Regions from separate parts of the Homo sapiens genome. Here region 2 is linked to region 1. The links are chromatin loops, found by intact Hi-C in ENCODE. Cell type or tissue: gastrocnemius medialis. All regions are shown on one strand. Each heading gives the region's core, and the rest is flanking DNA. Links, peaks and the distances in the headings are about the cores only.

Region 1 (10,343 bases), core at 1,495-9,494:
CCTGCTCCCTCTTAATATCTTTGGATTTAACTTACTGTTGTTTTTGTTGTTGTTGTTTTACTAACTTATTGGAATGAATGCTTAATTAATTTATTCTCCTTTTTTCCTAATATATTCTTACAAGCCTATAGATTTTCTTTTAAGTACTATTTTGGCTTCATCTCAGATTTTGATACATAGTATTGTTGTTACCATTCTGATAAAAATGTTTTCCAATATTTCATTGTGATTTTGTTTTTTATACACAGGTTATTTAAAAGTGTGTTTTTATTCATTTCCAAACATATGGGGTTTCTCTAGGTTATTTTTGGTTGATTTCTAGCTCAGTGGCATTATAGTCAGAATACACACTTTGTATGATTTCAATCGTTGAAATTTGTTGAAACTTGCTTTATGGCCCTGTCCAAAAAAAAATGGTTCATGGTTTACAGTCATCATAAAAATGGTCAATTTTTATAGATACTCTATGTGCTTGAAAAGCATGTGTATTGTGTAGATATCTTTGCTTTCTTCCTGATTTTAGGAATAAGCCTTTCAATCTTTCACCATTTTGTATAATTTAGCTATAAGGTTTTTGTAGGTGCATTTTATGAGGTTGAGAAAGTTGCTTTCTTATTCCTAGGCTGCTGATAACTTTTATTATGGGGGCATTTGAAGTTTGTTAAATGGTTTTACTGTATCAATTGATATGATCATGTGATTTTTCTTCTGTGGTTATTATGGTGGACTATATTGATTGGTTTCCAAATATTGAAATAGTCTTGCTATTCCTGGATAAACTCCATTGATCCTGATATTTTATTTTTTTCATATATTCCTGGGTTTGATTGCTAATATTTTGTTGAGGATCTAAGCTCATGAGGGATACTGGTCTGTAATTTTCTTTTCTTGCACTGTCTTTGTCTGGTTGCCAGAATCTCTGAATACAATGTGTATTTGTCTTATTAATATTTTTCTTTCTGCTGCATCAGTTTTTGCTTCATGTATTTTGGAGCTATGTTATTTGGTGCATTTCCCCTAAGATTGCTATGCCTTCGTGATGGACTTATTCCTTTATTGATGTGTAATATTCTTTGTCCTTAGAAATTTTCTTTGCTCTGCAGTCCAATTTATCTAATATTCATATAGCCATTTCTGAGGATTATAAGCTCCTATCACTTATGAACATAAATTCAGAAATTCTTTAAAAAGTAGCAAACTTTGTTCAGTAATATCTGCAAAGATGATATATTATGACCATGTTGTATTAATTTCAAGGATGCCGAGGTTTACTTTTAGAAAATAAGAGATTAAAGGAGCAAGTCAAATTGTCTCAGTAAATGAAGAGAACAATTTTGATAGAAATTCCACATTCACTTGTAATTAAACACACCTTTTAGCAAGCAGAAGAAATATTAGTGTAAATAATACTAACTGCTCTAACAAGCAAAGCAAAAATCTCCATGGCTTACTGGTGGTAGTGATGGAGGCAGTGAGCATGGCGGTACGATCTGTGGTGCGATGCCTGGCAGAGCCTTTAGTGGTGTCTACTTTAGAGTAGCTATGCAATCTCCAAAACTGATTCTTTGGCTCTCTGGGGAGTCTGCGAGCTACACAATATCCTTTATTACACCTATTTTCTGCTTAGTCTTGTGAGAATTAGTTTCTATTGTTTCCAACTAAGAATTCTGACGGATAGAAAATGTGGTGCCTGATGTGTACCACATCAGTGAATAGTAAGGACTCAAATATTTCAAATTGGAAGGTTGATAACCTTTATTATATTGCGGCAAAATATTTATCAATCTGTTGCCTGTTGTCTTTTGAGACATTGACCATATGCCAACCGTATGGCATATGTTAGAAGACATACGGAAAAAAATCACATTGATGGGGCTCCTTTTTGCAGAGTTCAGCAAAGTTCTAAGGAAGATAAATAAACTCAGGCTAGGAGAGAACCACATCAAGGTCATGGCCATCACATAATTAGCTAAGAACTCTGAAATAAGGTACACTTTTGGGTTTCTAGAAAGTTTTAAATGTGTAGTACCATAAAAGCTTGATGTGCCCAATTCTTGTCAATATTTCCTCATCAGAATTGTTGTGTGATTTTTAATACATAGAGTTGACCAAAATAAAAACCTTCCATTTAGTTTTGAAAGATCTGTATTAGCAAAAGCGCCACCAGTCTGGACTAAAAGGGACTGACTATTCAAGATATAAAAAAAAACTTCTAAGCTTCAGACTTCATATGGAAAGAAAGAAAAAAGATAAGGCTATTCAGCCACCAAAAAGTGCACATTCTCCAAAGTGCCCTTTTCAGACGGGCACTTCAGAAGGACATAACCCAAGGAGTGTTATGGAGAAGAAAAGACCTTTCAGAGGATGGATCCAAGAGTCACCGAGAGCAATGAACTGATGCAGAAATGTAAGCTTATTGTGGGAAAAGTAGAAATAGAGATGAGCAAAAAGAAATACCCTCTCATCCTACCACCCTATCAGAGACACAGTTAACCTTGAATGATTTGGTGTATAGGTTTCCAGACTTTCCCCCGTGCCACCAATAACTCGTGCCCTTCTGTGTAGCTTCTCTTAGTGCTCTTGTGACTCTGTTCTTTGCATTGATGGAAAAGCCATATGTGGTGGCTCTCCAGGATTCTTGAAAAAAGCTCAGCCCTGGCCTTTCCAGACAGCTCGTTGGGAGTTTAGAACACCCTTTTGTCATCCCTTTGAGATCTTGGCTGGATGCCACCCTGGGCTCCTCTCTGGCTCACTACCCTCCTCTCCTGGCCTTCTTCACCAGCTTTGGTTAATGAAACTTGATGGATCATAGTGCCGAGCACTGTGCTTCGTGCTGGGGGCACAAAGATGCATTTTACATAGTCCCTGCTCTTAAGGAGCTGAGTGAGGATCTAGTGGGTGGAACCAATGTATAAGCAGAAACCATTAAAATAATCTAGTCACTAATTTCAACAGTTCCCATGAGGGAAGCATTTAAAAATGATTTCACACGCAGAGTTTGGTCCCCAATTTTAGAAAAAACTTATAAATCCTGTTAAAACATGGCTTCAGCTAAGAAGTCCCAATGAATTTTAAATGTTTATTTAACATTTAAAGCAGCAGATTTACGAGAAATCTATTCAAAATGTTGAATTTATAGTAGTTGTACCCTTTCCACATGTTTTGCTTATAGCTCAAATTAGCCTTTTTAAAAAACACAGTTGCTTAATGATGCTGAATTAATCATTCACTCAGCAATAATTAATTCTTACCAGTGGAAGCACGATGACTTTTCTCATAAAACATGGAGAAAAACAACTCATTTAGTGACTTAGTGACAAAGTAGTATGTTGGAATTTTGATTGCAGTAACTGAAGATGAGTAGGGTTATTGAGATCATACTTTTTTGCACATTAAAAACTATTTCTTATTAAAGAAATTTATTAATAAAAATAACATTTATTTTCTACTTGTGAATGTATATAGAGTCATGCACTTTTATTTTATTTAATTCTCACAAAAACCCTAAGGGTAGGTATTTATACCTACATTTTCCAAATGAGGAAACTGAGGCTTAGAGGGATTAATTGACCCAATCAAGATCAGAGGACGACTTATACAGAGCAAGGATAAGATTTGAACCTAGGTCTGCCTTTTCACCATTGTGATAAACTGCTGAATAATGATCATTGTGGGCACCATTGTAAGCACTTCACAGGTATTAAATTACTTAATCCTCTCTAACAAGTTTATGAGAAATCTATGACTATTACCATCTCCATTTTAGAAATGAGGGAAGAGAGGCACGGAGAGAGTAAGTCACTTGCCCTAGGACCCTGAGCTCGTAAGTAGTGGGGCTAGGTTTTGAACCCAGGCCTCTAACTCAGGCATCCATTTTTTTGCTCACCTCACTCAAGGAAAGCCATTATTGTTTATTAAACAAATTGCTTTTTGATACACATAAAATATTGTAAAAATAAGCATTAGCAAGTGATTTGTTCATGAGCTGTGATGGCCACTGTGTGCCTCCCATTGCACTGGATGGTGATTGTGAGAAAAGAAAAGACCACAGTTCTTTTTTATAGAACAGCATCTCACTCTATCACCCAGGCTGGAGTGCAGTGGCATGATCATAGCTCACTGTAACCTCAAACCCCTTGCTCAAGTCATCCTCCCGCCCCAGCCTCCCAAAACACTGGGATTACAGGCTTAAGCCATGGGCACGGTCCCACAGTTCTCGTGTTCAGTGAGCTAGATGGCTCTTATCAGATGATCACAAGGACAATGGCGCTTTCAGGGAGGTTCGGGAGCCAGGTGTACATCTAGCAGGGACCAGGTTGGCCTGTGAGATTGAAAGGGAAGTCCCACAGATGGTCAGAGTGCCATCTCCTTGGGATGACAGAAAGCTGTCCATGAACTGGGTTCAGTGGCTCATGCCTGTAATCCCCACACTTTGGGAGCCCAAGGTGGGTGGATCACGAGGTCAGAAGATTGAGACCATCCTGGCCAACATGGTGAGACCCTGTCTCTACTAAAAATACAAAAAAATTAGCTGGGCATGGTGGCGGGCGCCTGTAATCTCAGCTACTCAGGAGGCTGAGGCAGGAGAATCACTTGAACCCGGGAGGCGGAGTTTGCAGTGAGCTGAGATCATGCCACTGCACTCTAGCCTGGGTGACAGCAAGAGACTCCATCTCAAAAAAAAAAAGAATGCTGTCCATACAGAAGCTGCCATGTCCGTTTCCACCAACAACTACCTCTGGCCTCCAGGGCCTTCAGCAAGGGAAGAGAGGAAAAGGCATTTGGAGTGTGCCACAACCTTTCAACTGCGATGAGAGACGCTAGGCACTGGAAGGCTGGCTCCAGTGATGGCATTTGTTCTTTGGAGTGACCCTCTGATCAGAAGAAGCCCTCTGGACCAACTGTGTCCCATCCTTCTCAGCTCTTTTTTATCCGAGAGGGAGGGGTAAGCTACTGAGGACAGCACAGGCTACAGGGATCCAGCGGATCCAGAGATCCACTGCTAGAACCGAATGCTGGCTAGTGCTTGAAGAGGATGCTGATACAACAAGCCATCCAAGGACACTGAAAGCAGCAGAAACCTTCACTGGGCAGGCAGTGTTCCCAGCACCTCGGATCTCCAAGAAAGGCTGAGGCTCTTCTTGCCAAGGGAAGAGTTCAGGACATCCTTGGAAGCAGAAGGAAAGCTAGGATCCATCCACCTGGCAGGCACCTTCAGCCTGTCTTTCCTTTTTGTTTTTAGTCTTTTCCCTATTCTCTTGTTTGTGCAGACAGAATTAACTTCTACATAACTCACTTTGCAAATCTCCAAATAAAAATCATGGAAAACATCATACTATATGAGCAAGTGATTGAACATCTCTAAGTCTTACTATGTCTCATCTGAAAAGCGAGGAAAACCACAGGATCTATCTTATAGAATCGAGATCAAATGAGCCAGTTTGTATTTTAGCTCAGTGCCTCAAAATAATTATGCCTGAGTAATCCAAGTCTACCACCTGCTGGCAGCATTAGGTAAGTGCAGAATTTGTTTCTTCAAGAGGCTAAAAACTGGTGCAAATTGGGTCAGCAAATCCTAAAGAGAAGAATGGCAAACATGATCACACCTCTGACCCTCTGCCTGGGTTACTGAATGGACCAGATTTCAGATGATTTTCAGTATTGATGTTGGTGTCGTTTAAAAGTTAGTTTCTGAATTATTTCTTGATCAGATTACTTAAACCTACTTTACATCGACCATTCTTTTGGGGTTCCCTATTTTTCTTAGAATTCTTTAAGGACGCTGCTTTGCATTGGTGATTTCATTAGGTAGAGTCTCTCTCTCTCTCTTTCTGAGTGGGTGTGTGACTGTATACAAAAATATATAAATATATGTACATATAGAAAACGTTTTAATATGTATAGAGATGTGTATATGTATATATAGAGAGAGTATTTTAATGCATCTATGTGGAGTGTGTGTGTACATTGAGAGAGCTTTAATATATAGTGCCCATTCTCAGCAGCAGATCTAGGTTTTGTGAGCCTAAAATGCATGCAATTTTAAAGTCATCTTTAAGGAAAAGAATACAAAATCAGGCCAGGTGCAGTGGCTGATACCTGTAATCCCAGAACTTTAGGAGGCTGAGGCAGGAGCATCACTTGAGGCCAGGAGTTTGAGACCAGCCTGGGCAATATAGTGAGACTTCATTTCTATAAAATATTAAAAATTATCTGAGTGTGACTGCATGCACCTGTGGTTTCAGCTACTCTGGAGGCTGAGGTGAGAGGACTGCTTGAGCCAGGGAGGTGGAGGTTGCAGTGAGCCAGCCTGAGTGACACAGCAAGACCCTGTCTCGAAAGAAAAAGAAAAAGAAACCCTGCAAAACAAAAAACAAACCAAAACCCAATAAAAACCCAACCCCAAACAGAAACAAACAAAGAATATAAAACCATGAATTAAAAATTAGATACAAAAAGATTGACTTGCATGAGAAGAGAAGGGGCTTTGGAAGAAGTCTGCACAGTAACAGCCCTGAGCTGAAACCTTGTTACCTTTGTAATAAATCTGCCTCTGCCTGATTTCTCACTGCCTCCTTTTCTTGTCCATCTAAGTGCCGCCCAACCTCTCCAGGGTTACTTTTACAGTGCTTTTTGCAGTTTACAGAGTGAAGCACTTTTTGTTAACTTCCTAAACGGTCCCATGAAGACCTGTCCTGGTCTTTCCTCTTCAACTTATGGGTGGAAACAAATTGTTTTGACATCACTCGGAGACACTACTTGCTGCAGTCAGGACAGAGTCCTCCATTCATTGTGACCTGGGGATTTCCTTTCCACCTGGGTGCTGAAGCTCTCTGTTGCAGGAAGCATGTCTGGTTATCAAAAATTATTATCCTCGGTCGGGCACAGTGGCTTACACCTGTAATCCCAGCACTTTGGGAGGCCAAGGCGGGTGGTTCACCTGAGGTCGAGAGTTCAAGACCAGCCTGAGCAACATGGTGAAATCCTGTCTCTACTAAAAATACAAAAATTAGCTGAGCATGGTGGTGGGTGCCTGTAATCCCAGCTACTCGGGAGGCTCAGGCAGGAGAATTGCTTGAACCTGGGAGGTGGAGGTTGCAGTGAGCCGAGATCACGCCACTGCACTCCAGCCTGGGTGACAAGAGCAAAACTCCTCAAAGAAAAAAAAAAATTCTCTCATTTCCTCCTGGGGCACAGCAAATATTATGTCACATTTATCCACAGTTTGGTAAAATAGCCTTACTTTTTTTTTTTTTTTTAGCTAAATAGATAACTAGCTAAAACTTTTTAACCAGAAAAGGTGAAGTTACCTTAGAAAAAATAATCGAAAATTGGACACTCAAGACCCTTCTACCCCCATACAATTGCTTTCCAGTGGCTAAAGTCAATGTACACTATTTGTATTCTGTTTTACTCTAAAGATTTTGTGTATTTCAACATGGTCTTCATAAGTACATTTAAATAATGCATGGTTGTATTCATGTATTATAAGTAATACAAATATACCTCATATTGATAGACATATAAATTTCCAGTTTTTAATTTTATAATTAATACTACAATAAACCTTATTTTTGAACATGGCTATTTATTTATTCATTTTTTTTTGCTCCTGCTAAATTATTTTCTAAGAATATGAATGGAATTCCAGGATAATATTTATGAAAATATTGCCAGGTACAGTCATAGTATTTTCCACTAGAAATGTGCAATATAAAGCGTGCAGTGTTTCACTAGCATGCAGATCCATGTGTTCAGGTTCCCTGCAGTTGGGCTTTCAAGTGTATCATAAGGAACATACACTCCAGTTCTTCCCTGGTGTAGCTTGTTGTGTTCGTGGCACCTTCATAGGACCAAGGAGGCAGCATGTACAGCCTCTAGGGAGAATGAACCAGAGTGGCTTCAGGATTTAGAGAAGGTAGAAGTGTGCCTGACGACAAGAATGCGGGGAGAGTAACGGGAACTGAGGAGTGGACAGAGTGACCCTGCATCTTTCCCCACCCAGTTCTAGTGAGGCTGGGAGGCTGAAAGATGCAGGCTCACTCCCAGCATCAGTGGGGCCCAGGACAAAAGTTCAAATGGATACCCATATGTCATATGTCTAAATATTTAACATTCATAAATTAAACATAAGAAATATTAACTAAAATATGTGCTAGCCTCCTACTCTGACAAAATCCTTGGCACTCTGCATAGGAGCACGATGGCATGGGAAGAGCTGGTCCAGCTCCTGGTTGCCAGCCATAGCCTACAGCCATTTTCTTCTCACCCTTGAGCCGTGAACCCCAGATGTGTAGACACTGGAGACTATACATTCAAACTCTGTCCATACCTTCCCCTGCAATCAGCTGCCATTTAGCCCCTTTTCATGCTTAGGGGTGCACCCCTACGGATGCTCTGAAAATGACACACACATACAGGCCTTGGGGACATGTTCAGAGTCATGTGGGCATCTGAGGTCCTGGTGCCTGGAGAATAGTCTAGAGAGCAGCTTGGGTTCCAGGTGGGCATAACATCTTGGTCCTGTGGACTTGCCCTATAGGGAAGGATGGCAGGAGCAGGGCCAGGATGAGGCCCTCCAAAGCATGGAGCCCAAGGCAGGGGCCTTTCTTGTTCTGGGCAAAGGGCAGTATTGTTAAAATTTTTCTGGAGAAAGTAAACTACCCCAGAGGAAAGACCTAAAGATAGTCAAGAAATAAGCCATTTGTCCACTGGTTTGGTCTGCAGTGGAGTCCATCAGGCAAAGTGCCTCTATTATACCCTAGAGCTTCCAATCAGCTTTCTTTCTTTCTTTTCTTTTTTCTTTTTCTTTTTTTTTTTTTTTTTTGAGGCAGAGTCTCGCTCTGTTGCCCAGGCTGGAGTGCAGTGGTGCAATCCTGGCTCACTGCAACCTCTGCCTCCCAGGTTCAAGCGATTTTCCTGCCCCAGCTTCCCAAGTAGCTGGGATTACAGGCGCCTGCCACCACACCCAGCTATTTTTCGTAGTTTTAGTAGAGACAGGGTTTCACCACATTGGTCAGGCTGGCCTCAAACTCCTGACCTCAAGTGATCCGCCTGCCTCGGCATCCCAAAGTGCTGGGATTACAGAAGTGGGCCACATTGCCCAGCCTCCCAGTTGGCTTTCAATGTGATGAACAGCCAAGGATCATGCCATTTGAGGAAAGTGTCTACTATAAAAGAAAAAAACTGAAAGAAAAAGAAGAAAGGAAGAACCCAAAGTGTACAGAAACAGTGCAGCAAAAAGAAGAAAACTTTAAAGAAAATGTGGTTAATAATATCAGGGAAATCCTGGAAATAAGAACAAGATATTTTAAAAAGAAAAATCACAGAACAAGACAGAATTCTTGAAAAGTAAAAACATGAATGCTGCAATACAACATTCAGTAGAAGAAAAGGAAATACAGTTTAGGAAATTTCCCAAAAAGTAGAAGAAAATAATCAGAGAGATGAACAGGGCAGAAAAGTTAAGAAAATTAGAGAACCTGCTTAGTGATCCAACATCTGAATAATAGGAGTTCTAGGAAGAGCAAGCAGAGAACACTGTGGAGAGGAAATGATCAAAAACAGGATATAAGAACATTTCTGCATCAAAGAGCAGGATCTCTGGATTAAGTAATATCCACAAAATGACAACAGGATGAATGAAAAAGAATCCCCACCAGGGCACCTCATCATGGAATTTCAGTATATTGGGAATAATGAGAAGGTTCAAAAAGCTTCCAAAGAGAGAGGGGAAAAAAGTTACCTATACAATGTAGAGTTACCTATACAGTTGCCCCTTGATATTCATGGTTGTTTGGTTCCAGGACCTCCCTTGGATACCAAAATCCGTGGGTGCTCAAGTCCTTCACATAAAATGGTGTAGTATTTAACATAACCTATGCATATCCTCCTGTATACTTTAAATCATCTGTAGATTACTTATAATATCTAATATCATGTAAATGTTATGTAAATAGCTGTTGTGTTGTTTAGGAAATAATGACAAATAAAAAAAGTCTGTACATGTTTAGTATAGATGCAAGCATTCATTCTTTTTTTGAATATTTCCAATCTGTGTAGGTTGACTCCATGGATGCAGAGCCCACAGACACAGAGGGCCAGCTATACCACAGCACAAATAGTCTAAAGCAACAAGAAAAATTAGAAGACAATGAAGCAATGCCTCAAAATTCTGAGTAAAAATCATTTTAACCTAGAATTGTATAACATATGTGTTATATTGTTTCAGAGATGACTACAACATTTCTTCATATCTGGGTACGTGTACCTCTTTGCAATGTGATTTCACTTCTCCCATCAGGGAGTGGAATCTATTTCCCCACTTCTTGAATCTAAGCTGA
Region 2 (10,343 bases), core at 514-8,513, 110 kb before region 1:
CATACCACGCCAAGTGTGCTCTGTCTTGATCCCCTTCTTTCTAGCATCTGCCAGACATTGTAGAGTTTCGCAAGCAGTTGTAGGTTTGAGCTGCAGCCAGTCATTTCTTTTATTCTTTAAAAGTACATAGATTTGTCTTTTTAGGGCTTTACTGAAAGTAAAATATCCTGACATTTAAACTGACAGATGTAGGAGGTAAAAAATAGAGTTCTGAAACATTTGAATTTATGTGACAGCTGAAGTCACGAGATGAGGGATATATGTCCCCCAGGGAGGATGCAGAAAGAAGAAAAGGGTACTGGAAACAGCATGTCAGTGGTGCCAGCTGAGGGCTGGAGGCAGCCAGGAGAGTTGGGAGCCTGGGTGCTGGGTGGAGAGAGGTTAACAGGGAAGACATGGGAAGTATTGTGAAGGCTGGTGTGAGCAGGGGACTACTCCAGCCCTGTTGGAACATAGAGCCATTTGGCAGATTGACAATGCAGTGACAGCTGTATATAATAAATGTGTTGAAAGGAGGAAGGTGAGGATTTTCTTGGTGGGAGTTTATGCTGTTATTTAACATATTTTGCTTCCAAAGGGGTTAAGATGTTTTACCTAAATGGAGGTTTCTAGGTCAGTGCTATACAATATTTCTAATCTGTGTTTTATAGTGTGAGCTACATATGTAATTTTAAAATTTTCAAGTAGCCACATAATAAAGGAAACAGGTGAAATTTAATGACATATTTCCTTTAATACGGTATATCCAAAATATTATTATGTCAACCTATAATCAGTATAAAAACCTGTTACTGAAATATTTTATAGGGCCCATCTCAGTTCAGACTAGCCACATTTAAGTGCTTCATAGCCACATGTGGCTCATGGCCATCCATATTTGGACAATGTACTTTAGACTATTGCATCTGTATACTCTTGTGCCGTCAGCTGGGGGGTGGGGTGTGTGTGCGTGTATACCAAGGCAGTGAGCATCTGAGCTTTGAACCTCAAAGACCAAAATGCCCTGCCCATTTTCCTGCTTATCAGCTGAGGAATCTTTACCCACATTGACACATGGGCTTGTTCTGACCCAAGTGCATGCAGGCTTCCAGAGCAGATTCAGAGGCCTAACTTAGTCCTTTAGCTTTCCTCCCAGCACAGAACTCCCAAGGTTATCTGCAAGTAGGCCTTGCCTAGAGAGACTGAGTTTTCAAGTTGTCAGTTTTCCCAAATTGTCCTCAAGCATCTTCCTCTGGAATCACCTTACTGTTTAGTAAACATTCAGAGGACTTGCTACACATCTGGGCAGTCTGCATTGTAATTCATATGTGTTTACACATTTGTGTCTTCATCTGCTAAAGCACCTTTGAACCATATTGTAATTCATAATATCTGAAGCAATTATTATGAATTGTAGTAATTCATAATATTGAAGCGATTCATAATATCTGAAGCAATCCCCAGATACGGGTTAGGCATGGCCCTGCTCTGAGCAGGATGGCAAAAGTGGCAGTCCGTGACGCAGCCCTTGTTACCCCAGGCTATTACTAAATGGTGGTGGTGGTTTTATCTTAATTAAAATGACATCACCAACAATGGGCCCTTTCCTGTCTGCCAGGAAAAGTTTTCTGTAGTGACGCACGTGTTGTGTGTGTATGTGTGCGTTTGAGGCTATATTACTCATTGCTACGGCAGTTCAAAATGACTTGGAAAAAAACAATGAACGCTGGTCATTGATATGTATACTGACATGTTTGAGGGAAGTTACTGTGGTCTGTAACTTATGAAATACATAAAAAATATGATGGGTGGAGTGACGGACACATGGACAGATATGAAGCAAGCACTGTAAAATATTAGTGGTAGTTTTTGTATGCCCATACTCACGGCACCATTATTCACAGTAGCTAAGAGATGGAAGCAATATGTGCCCATCAGTGGGTGAATGATCAACAAAATGTGGTATATTCATACAGTGGAATATTATTCAGCCTCTAAAAGGAAGATACGCTGACATGTGCTGCAACATGGATGAATCTTGAGGACATGATGCTAAGTGAAGTAAGCCAGTCACTGGAAGACAAATACTCTATGCTTCCATTTATGTGAAGTATCTAGAGCAGTCAAATGCATAGAAACAAGTAGAATGGTAGTTGCCAAGGACTGGGGGAGGAGGAAATGAGGAGTTGTTTAATGGGTATAGTGTTTCAGTTTTGCAAGATAAAAAGTCCTGTGGATTGGTTGCACAGTTAAGTTATGTGAATGCTGTATGCCAACTCAACTGTACACTCTAAAATGGTTAAGATGGTAAATCTTATCTTTATTTTACCACAGTTTTTTTTAAAGCATGGTAAACACCATTTCCCAGGATGTAAATCGGTACTAAAAAAAAAGTGCTCCAAAGTAAGATATATTTGGGAAACACAGGGATAACTAAGGTTAGATAGGTGTTCTTTATTGCAGGAATTCTAAGAGCATTTAACAAATTAATTTACACTGGGAATTTTCAGTGTGGAGGGTCTGGCTCATAGCATTTCACAAACATTATACTTCAGAGTCCCAAAGCCTTTAAATAAAATGTTAATGGTAGAAACTCCTTAAGGGGTGTTCACTGTACAATTCTTTCAACTTTTCTGCATGCTGGGAGTTTTTTTGGTAACAACGTGTTGGGGAAAATGGCCTTGGAATATTTCATTCAAATTGGAGCCAAGCTAACACAAAGCTGTTGCTGCTAGTGGGAACAGCCCTGATGTCCATGTAACAAGCTGCCCTCCCCAACTCCCTCCTTCCTGTTTCTCCCTCCTCGGCACCCACTTCTAGGATTAACAGGCAGGGAGACGGGAGAGCCCAGCTCTGGGTACAGTTGGGCCACAGCAGAAGGAGGGCCAGGGTAGAGGTTTGGGCCTTGGCTCTGATGCTTGAACATAAACACACCTAGTCAGAAGTACATCAGTACAAAGTGGGCCCTACAAAATTATAGGGTCAGAAAACAGGTAAGTGGTTACCAGGGGCTGGGAATGGGGAGAGGAGTGACTACAGAGGGACCTAGATTCTTCAACAAATACATTACAAGAGGAAAAGGGAAGGGAAGGGAAGCCTGGAGATTGAAAGATACTTGAGACGTGTGAATCCAGTGCAATGTATGAACCTTGTTTGCCTCTTGATCTGAACTAGCCAATCAATCTTGTAAAAATGTGCTTAAGGGACAAAGCAAATTTGAACTCTGGCTGGATATTTGATGATATTAAGGAAACAACATTTAAACATATGACAGTGGGGCTATGGTTATGATTGGTTTTGTTTTTTTTTTCTCTAGAGACTGGGTTTTGCAGTGTTACCTAAGCTGGTCTTGAACTCCTGGGCTCAAGCAGTTCTCCCACCTCAGCCTTGGTTTAAGAAAAAAAAAAAAAAAGTTCTCTTGAATCATAATTTCAGTATTTATGGATGAAATCAATTTATGTCTTGGGTTGTTTCATAATGATTGTGTGTGTGTCAAGGACTAGATGGGTTTTAGATGTGTGGATTATTAATGAAGCTGGGCAGTGTTGGGGTGGTCATACTATTCTAATTTTTTAATATACTTAAAATTTCCTTATAAGAATTGTTTAGAAAGAATGAGCATATCCATAAGTTAAATACAAAAATTGTTACATTGTGAGGAGTTCTTCCCCTTCTAGCATGTAGTGGATGGTCCAGTATTAAGGCTCTGCCATGCTTAAACAAGAGACTGGCACTCCAAGGACAATGAGGCTGAGGCCAGAAGAGAGACAGCGTGTTGGATGGCTGCATGTGGTTGGTGGATAGAGGACTCTGAGCCCCACTCTGGTGGACTCAGAGATCTGGGACCCGGGCCGGGCGTGGTGGCTCATGCCTGTAATCCCAGCAATTTGGGAGGCTGAGGCGGGTGGATCACTTGAGGTCAGGAGTTCGAGACCAGCCTGGCCAACATGGTGAAACCCCATCTCTACTAAAAATACAAAAAAAAAAAAAAAATTAGTCGGGCATGGTGGTGGGCGCCTGTAATCCCAGATGTTCCAGAGGCTGAGGCAGGAGAACCGCTTGAACCCAGGAGGAGGAGGAGGTTGCAGTGGGCCGAGATCGAGCCACTGCACTCCAGCCTGGGCAACAGAGTGAGACTCCATCTCAAAAAAAAAAAAAAAAAAAAAAAAAATCTGGGACCCAGTACTGAGTGAAGACACCAGAGTGAAGGAGAGAGGCCATGCTGTGTCCGAGAAGCTCCTACTGGGGTGGAAGGGACAGCTCCACAAAGGCTGCTCTTGCAGGGGCTCTCCTGCAGCAAGGTGCCTGCTGACTGTCCCCAGACTGTCTCCCGACACAGAGGGATGCAAAGGCAGCCTCTTCCTGCTCAGTGGAATAGGGAAATTATATCACCTTTCACTTCCCACTCTCACTTCTGCCCCTGCTACCCTTAGTCTTTGGCTTTTGCTGACATTTTCCCCTCTTATCTTTTCTCCTGACCAAGTTCTAGGTATTTCATAGGGCAGTCTAGGTGAGGGTTGGAACCCCAATGAGTTGGGCAACAGAAACCCAGCTCACACTGGCTGTCACTGTGGGCAAGCTGTTCCCCTCATCTCTAAAAGTGGAGATGAGATTAGTGTATGAGTCTGGCTTCCATTCAACTGTGTGTGAAAAAAAATTGTAAAATTTTCTTTCTGGTTTACGCAAGTTAAAAGTTTATTTCTCTCATATGAAAGGAGTCAAGGCAGACAGACCAGGATGGGGAGGGAGATGTCTACAGGGTCAAGGACCCAGGCTCTTATTTCGCTGTCTGACGTCCTTAGTATGAGGCTTTCACCTTCCAGGATGGCTGCTTGGCCTCCTGCCATGGTCTTTGCGTTCCAGCCAGCAAAGAGGAAGAAGGCATGAAGAAAGGCCTGCCCCTGACTTTAAAAACATTTCTTGGAAGTCCCATACTATTTTGCTTAATCTCCTCGGGCAGAATTTAGTGTTGTGGCCATACCGAGCTTCAGGAGAAGCTGGGAAATTAAATCTTTATTGCAGATGCCCATGTGCTCAGCAGAGAACTGGGGTGCTTCATTCTGGAAGAAAGGGAGAACAACAGTAACCAGTGTGTAGGATTGTTCTGAGAATTAAATGAGCCAATATATGAAAAACACTAGTTTGGTCCCTGGGATATAAATAAGACAGCAGTAATTTGTATCTGGTACTATTATGATTAAATAAAGCTCTGCTCGTGTCAACTCCATAGAGCCTTTGGTAAACCCCTCAAGTATTCTTTTTTGTTTTTCCTCTGAATTCCGGAGTATTTTATTCCAGTTTTGTTTTATGGCACTTGTCACCTTATATCTTCTATTTTTGTGTATGTTTTATGCTGTGTCAGGTAGATGCCTTCTATTGTAAGGAAGTTCATCTCAAACACAAAGGAATTACTGGCTCATATGACTGAGAAAAATTCAGTGGTGGGATAGGCTTCAGGTGCAGTTTGATATGGGCTCTGCCTTCCTTTCTCTAGTTTGCTTAGCTCTGCCCTTTCCATGGCAGCCTTCTTCTTTTGTTATTATTTGAGACTGAGTTTCACTCTTGTTGCCCAGGCTGGAGTGCAGTGGCGTGATCTCGGCTCACTGCAACCTCCAACTCCTGGGTTCAAGTGATTCTCCTGCCTCAGCCCCCTGAATAGCTGGGATTACAGGCACATGCCAACACTCCTGGCTAATTTTTGTATTTTTAGTAGAGACGGGGTTTCACCATGTTGGCCAGGCTAGTCCTGAACTCCTGACCTCAGGTGATCCACCCACCTCAGCTTCCCAAAGTGCTGGGATTACAGGCATGAGCCACTGGGCCTGGCCCGTTATTATTTTTAATAGAGGCAGGGCCTTACTATGTTGCCCAAGCTGGTCTCAAACTCCTGGGCTCAAGCCATCCTCCTGTCTTGGCCTCCCGAAGTGCTGGGATTACAGGCATGAGCCACTGGGCCTGGCCCGTTATTATTTTTAATAGAGACAGGGCCTTACTATGTTGCCCAAGCTGGTCTCAAACTCCTGGGCTCAAGCCATCCTCCTGTCTTGGCCTCCCGAAGTGCTGGGATTATAGGGGTGGGCCACCATGCCTGGCCACATGGCAGCTTTCCCCTGAGGCCGTTCTCCCTCATTGCCGTAAGAGGAATGCAAACAGCCCCTACATTACTTTTTTCCTTGTTAGTATCAAAGGAAATAACTCTTAGCATTAAGTCTCTAACTTTACTCTGACTGGACCATTCCTCAGCTAATCACAGTGGGCAGGGGAAAGCCGCATGTTAAGTGGCTTGGGCCTGCCCATCTGATGTAACAAGCTGTGAGATCACCTGTGCTGGCCTAGAGGCAGAGTAGGTCCCAGTGAGATCACATAGCTGCTCTAACGTGGGGTGGTTCTCCAAAGCAAAATCAGAGGGGCCAATGGATACAGGATGGGCAACCAATGCAAGCCCCCTATACGAACCTGCTAAAGCCTAAACACCTGCGCATCAGATGGTTTTCCTGTTGTCCACAGCATCCCTGAATTCAGCAAATATGTATTGCCACATATTTGCTGAATTCAGGGATGAATGAGTTTGATAATGCTGATGGCTGGTGGAGGAAGTATTCTCAAATGTAATCTGCCAGTCGGTAAATAGAATATCTGAGATTCCTGTCTTGGTGGTTAAAGGGGTAGGGGGCAAAGAGTAGGAGGGAGGTGCTAGCACAGAAGGGACCAAGAAGGGGCTGGCCTGGCCCAGTGGACCTGCTCATGAATGAACATGGGAGAAGCCGAGCCCCCAGGAAGACAGCGCCAGGAAGATTGCTGCTCTGGGCCCTTTGCCCTCTCAGTCCTGTGGTCTACCTAGTATTGGTGGGTTTGGTTGTTTCAAACATTAGATATAATGGAGCCTTGTTCCCAATCATTTCATGATGTTGAACTGCCCTTTTCATTTCTATTCACAGGAAAGGTCTTGTGTCACTCTAGGGGAGGGAGCTTCCTGGGGTTTCTGATCTTTCTTTCCACTGCTCTCAGTTTCTACCAGGGCACTCTGCCAGTCTTTGGAGATAAACTTGCTCCAATGCTATGTCTGTCTCACTGCTTCCTTTGCCAGCCCTCTTCTGACTTCCTAGGTACCAGGATATCCAGGTCTGTGAGCTCTCATTTTTGGAAAAGTGTGCATTTCACTCTAGTAGGAAACACTTAAGTTAATTTCATTATCCAAACCAAATTCAGCCTTCTTGGACATACCTATCCCTATCCTGATATTTGTTGGGAAATTTGATTCCTCGTAATTGCAGCCCCCAACTGTAGGTTGGTGCAAAAGTAATTGCAGTTTTTGCCATTTTGATGCAAAAGCCGCAATTACTTTTGCAGCAACCTAATATCTTCCAGACTAGGAGGCCAAGGTTTTCAGGGGGCTCACCAGTGGGAAAACCTCTACCCTTACTCACCATTTAGGACTTGACCACTATAGTGGAGCTGCCATCCCCACCTGGATAATAGAGCTGTTCCTGCTTAGGCCACTGCATACCACCTACCCAACAAGTTTAACAATCTGTCCTAATTGTTTAACCCTTGTCCTAATAGGCCTTATGGCCTTAGATATTGCCAAGGTGCTCTCTTCTGGCTCTGTCCCCACTTCTCTAACTGAACTTTCCCACCTGTGGCATGAGACAGAGACCCTTTAAGTGCCACTGTCCCCAGGGTTCTGGCCTCTTTCCCTAAACACTTCAGAGCTCCTGAGATGACCTGTCCACAAGCCCCTCACATGACTCAAGTCTCCAACCCCAGACACTCTGTCCCTTTTGAGCCCTGAATCTCCACCGAGATGTCCTGACCGAGTTCCATATTGTCTCCCTATGCCTGAGACTCCCTCTGTCCACTCAGTCTCCCAATCTGACAGCACCAAGTCACCTTGGGCCAGTCCTTCGTCCCATTCATCCCTGAATTTCATCACTTCTGCACGATCTGGGCCTCAGACCAGGCCCTCACTGCTCTTCGCCAGGACTTTTGCCCAGCCTCTGACAGCAGGGCTGCCTGCAACCTCCCCACTCCCACCTCCCCCACTGCTGCCTGGGGTCTAAGCACACCCCGATCCAGCCACTCTCAGGAGGAGACTCTAGGGTGTTCATGTCCCTTTTAGACCAAGGCCAGCTTTCTCCTCTGTACCAGAAAGTCTGACCCCTCTTACTTCTCTCACTCCCCATCACACTTATCCCCACAGAGCTGCAGTCTGTGCTCCAGCTTCATTAAAAGTCCTGCATCTGGAATTCTCTGAGCCTTTTTGCAGCTCTAGACCTTTGAGTATGGAATGCTGCCTTCCTTCCCCCACCTCCTCCTCCAGGACCCTCTGGGCAGGTCTCCCAGCAGCCCCAGGTCTGGGAGGCTCTTTACCCCAAGCCTGGACCTTTGTGGGAAGGACTTTTCTCTAGCGCTCTGCAGCCTGGAGGGGTGACCTGACTATGAACCTATCTCCTTCCTCATCCCAGGAGCCTCTCAGGCACAGAGACTGCCTTGCTGACTGTTGTCTTCTCAGTGCCTACCATGTTTGCAGCAGGGCACAGCTGCCCAGTGAACACTGAATAAATGCCCCTGCCAAAAGCACTAGTAATTTTCAAGTGAATCTTCTAGTGTTTCAAGCCTGGACAGTTGCAAGAGGTTATAGCTGGTTTTCCTGCTCCCAATTCTCACAGGCTCATCCAGTCTGGTCATGGCCATTGGATAGTTCTACCTAAATCACTCATAGGGCACTTTCTAGTTCCAAAGCCTGCCTTTCCTTTGTTTGTCTACCACCAACTCCAAGCCTAACTCTGACAAGCACTCATTCATCTTCTGCTGAGTGAGTGAATGAATGAATGAATGAATGAATACATGAATGAATGCTTTGTATATAGTAGAGATTCTTGCAAGTGGAGCCCATTGCTAGGAGACACTGGGGGTGGGAGTTGTTAACCTGGGAGCAAGGGGATTTCGGGAAGCATCATCAGGAGGTAAGGAATCAGGCTCAGTGAGGTGCACCAGGGACTAAGATTCACACGGGGAGAGATTTAAAGTACAAAATTGAGGGCATCTCACCTGTCTGCCCAACTGGCTCATAGACACATAATTTTTCAAGTTCTTAGGTGAGAAAGGGTTGCAAGTGGGAGTTGGAAGAGCTGTTTTCCTACCTAGCTGTAAACTTTAGGTGCAGAAGCTGGCCTCTGGGGAACTCAGCATGGACCAGCTCAGGTTGCTTGGAAGCTCCAAGGCCAGCAGCTGGACCAGGTGAGAAGTGGCCATGGCAGCCTATAGCACAGGGCCCAGGAGATCACTCCTCCTCCCAGGTCAGACATTCCTTGGTGGGGATAGAGGTTCTGCTTAAGGCAGGGTGAGAGCGAGCAATCTGACTTCTGATAGTCTCTTTCTGGTAGGAGCGGCCCAGGGAATCTTGGTGAAATGCACCTAAGGGTGCCAATTAGAGGCCAAGACTCCCAGTGTTTCTCACATTCCCTACTCCTCCTCCCATCTTGACTGGCTCACTGCTATGGCCCACTTCAAAGGCTTCCTCCTTTGGGCTACCTTCCCTGGATATCTTGCTAGGAAGTAGCCGCTTCCTCTCTTTCAATTCTATACCTGCATCCTGAACCAGTGCTGCCTGGGCACTCAGCCCACATTGCCTTGTGGCTAGTGTAGGTTCATTTTCCTACTCAGCTGTAGGTGCTATCTTCACATCCACCCTCCCAAGCACACAGTGCCCTAGATGGGCATAGCCAACTGCTTTAAAGTATTTCTGGATTAATGGTAGATCCGTGATTTTTAATAACCTTCAGGAGTTCTGCACTGACTTGGCCTATTCCAATCCATCACTAGGCGAGCTTGTCTGAAGCAGCACCCCTGTGGACTGGTGGTTTGTTAGTTGGCTGTAGAACTCCTTGAGGAGAGGTTCTCCTTACATTTCCAGGGAAATGACCTAGGCCCTCCCTCCTCAGAGTGCCATTCGTGAATGGGGCATCAGCATCACCTGGGCTACTTAGAAACACAGAACCTCAAAGAGTCAGAACCTGCCTTTGAATAGGCTCTCTAGGGGATTCATGCAAATGAATGCCTGGAAACCCTGGCCTAGGGGAGACTCTCACCAGGAAGCAGGGCTTTAAAAGGATGGGTGAGGAGTGACACACTGAACAGCTGCTGGGAGGACCAACTCACCCCTCTCAACTTAGATGGGGAAACTGAGGCCCTGGGAACCACGGTGGCTCACACCAGAGAGTTAGCAAAACACACTTCCCTGCCTGGGCTCTGGAGACTGACTTCCCAGGTGCTAGCTTGTCTTCTAGCTGTGTGCCCGTGTGCAAGTTATTCTGCCTCTCTCTGCCTCAGCTTCCCCATCTGTAAGAGCCACCTCCTAGATC

What was found. Hi-C counts contacts between places; a loop is a spot of excess contacts. Peaks named below come from ENCODE experiments on the same cell type or tissue, not always from the same donor. Only the 100,000 strongest peaks of a DNase experiment are listed, where the experiment ranks them.
Region 2: it touches region 1 in a loop (2.5-fold over the local background); 32 of 110 quality-filtered maps call a loop at or near these places.

The regions. Positions count from the first base shown.
Region 1 is chr18:36,279,385-36,289,727 of GRCh38, forward strand. No RefSeq gene overlaps it. Among named protein-coding and RNA genes, the nearest start is that of FHOD3, 13 kb to the right of the region's middle. In gastrocnemius medialis, for the core only: a CTCF peak has its summit at 5,500 (motif pointing left); no DNase peak of the experiment used is centred there.
Region 2 is chr18:36,175,352-36,185,694 of GRCh38, forward strand. It overlaps ELP2 (elongator acetyltransferase complex subunit 2), which reads left to right. Exons shown (of 22, transcript NM_018255.4): 22 at 1-5,206. It overlaps COSMOC (cell fate and sterol metabolism associated divergent transcript of MOCOS), which reads right to left. Exons shown (of 2, transcript NR_134605.1): 2 at 4,650-5,039. Among named protein-coding and RNA genes, the nearest start is that of COSMOC, 6.9 kb to the right of the region's middle. In gastrocnemius medialis, for the core only: no CTCF peak of the experiment used is centred there; a DNase peak (open chromatin) is centred at 4,820.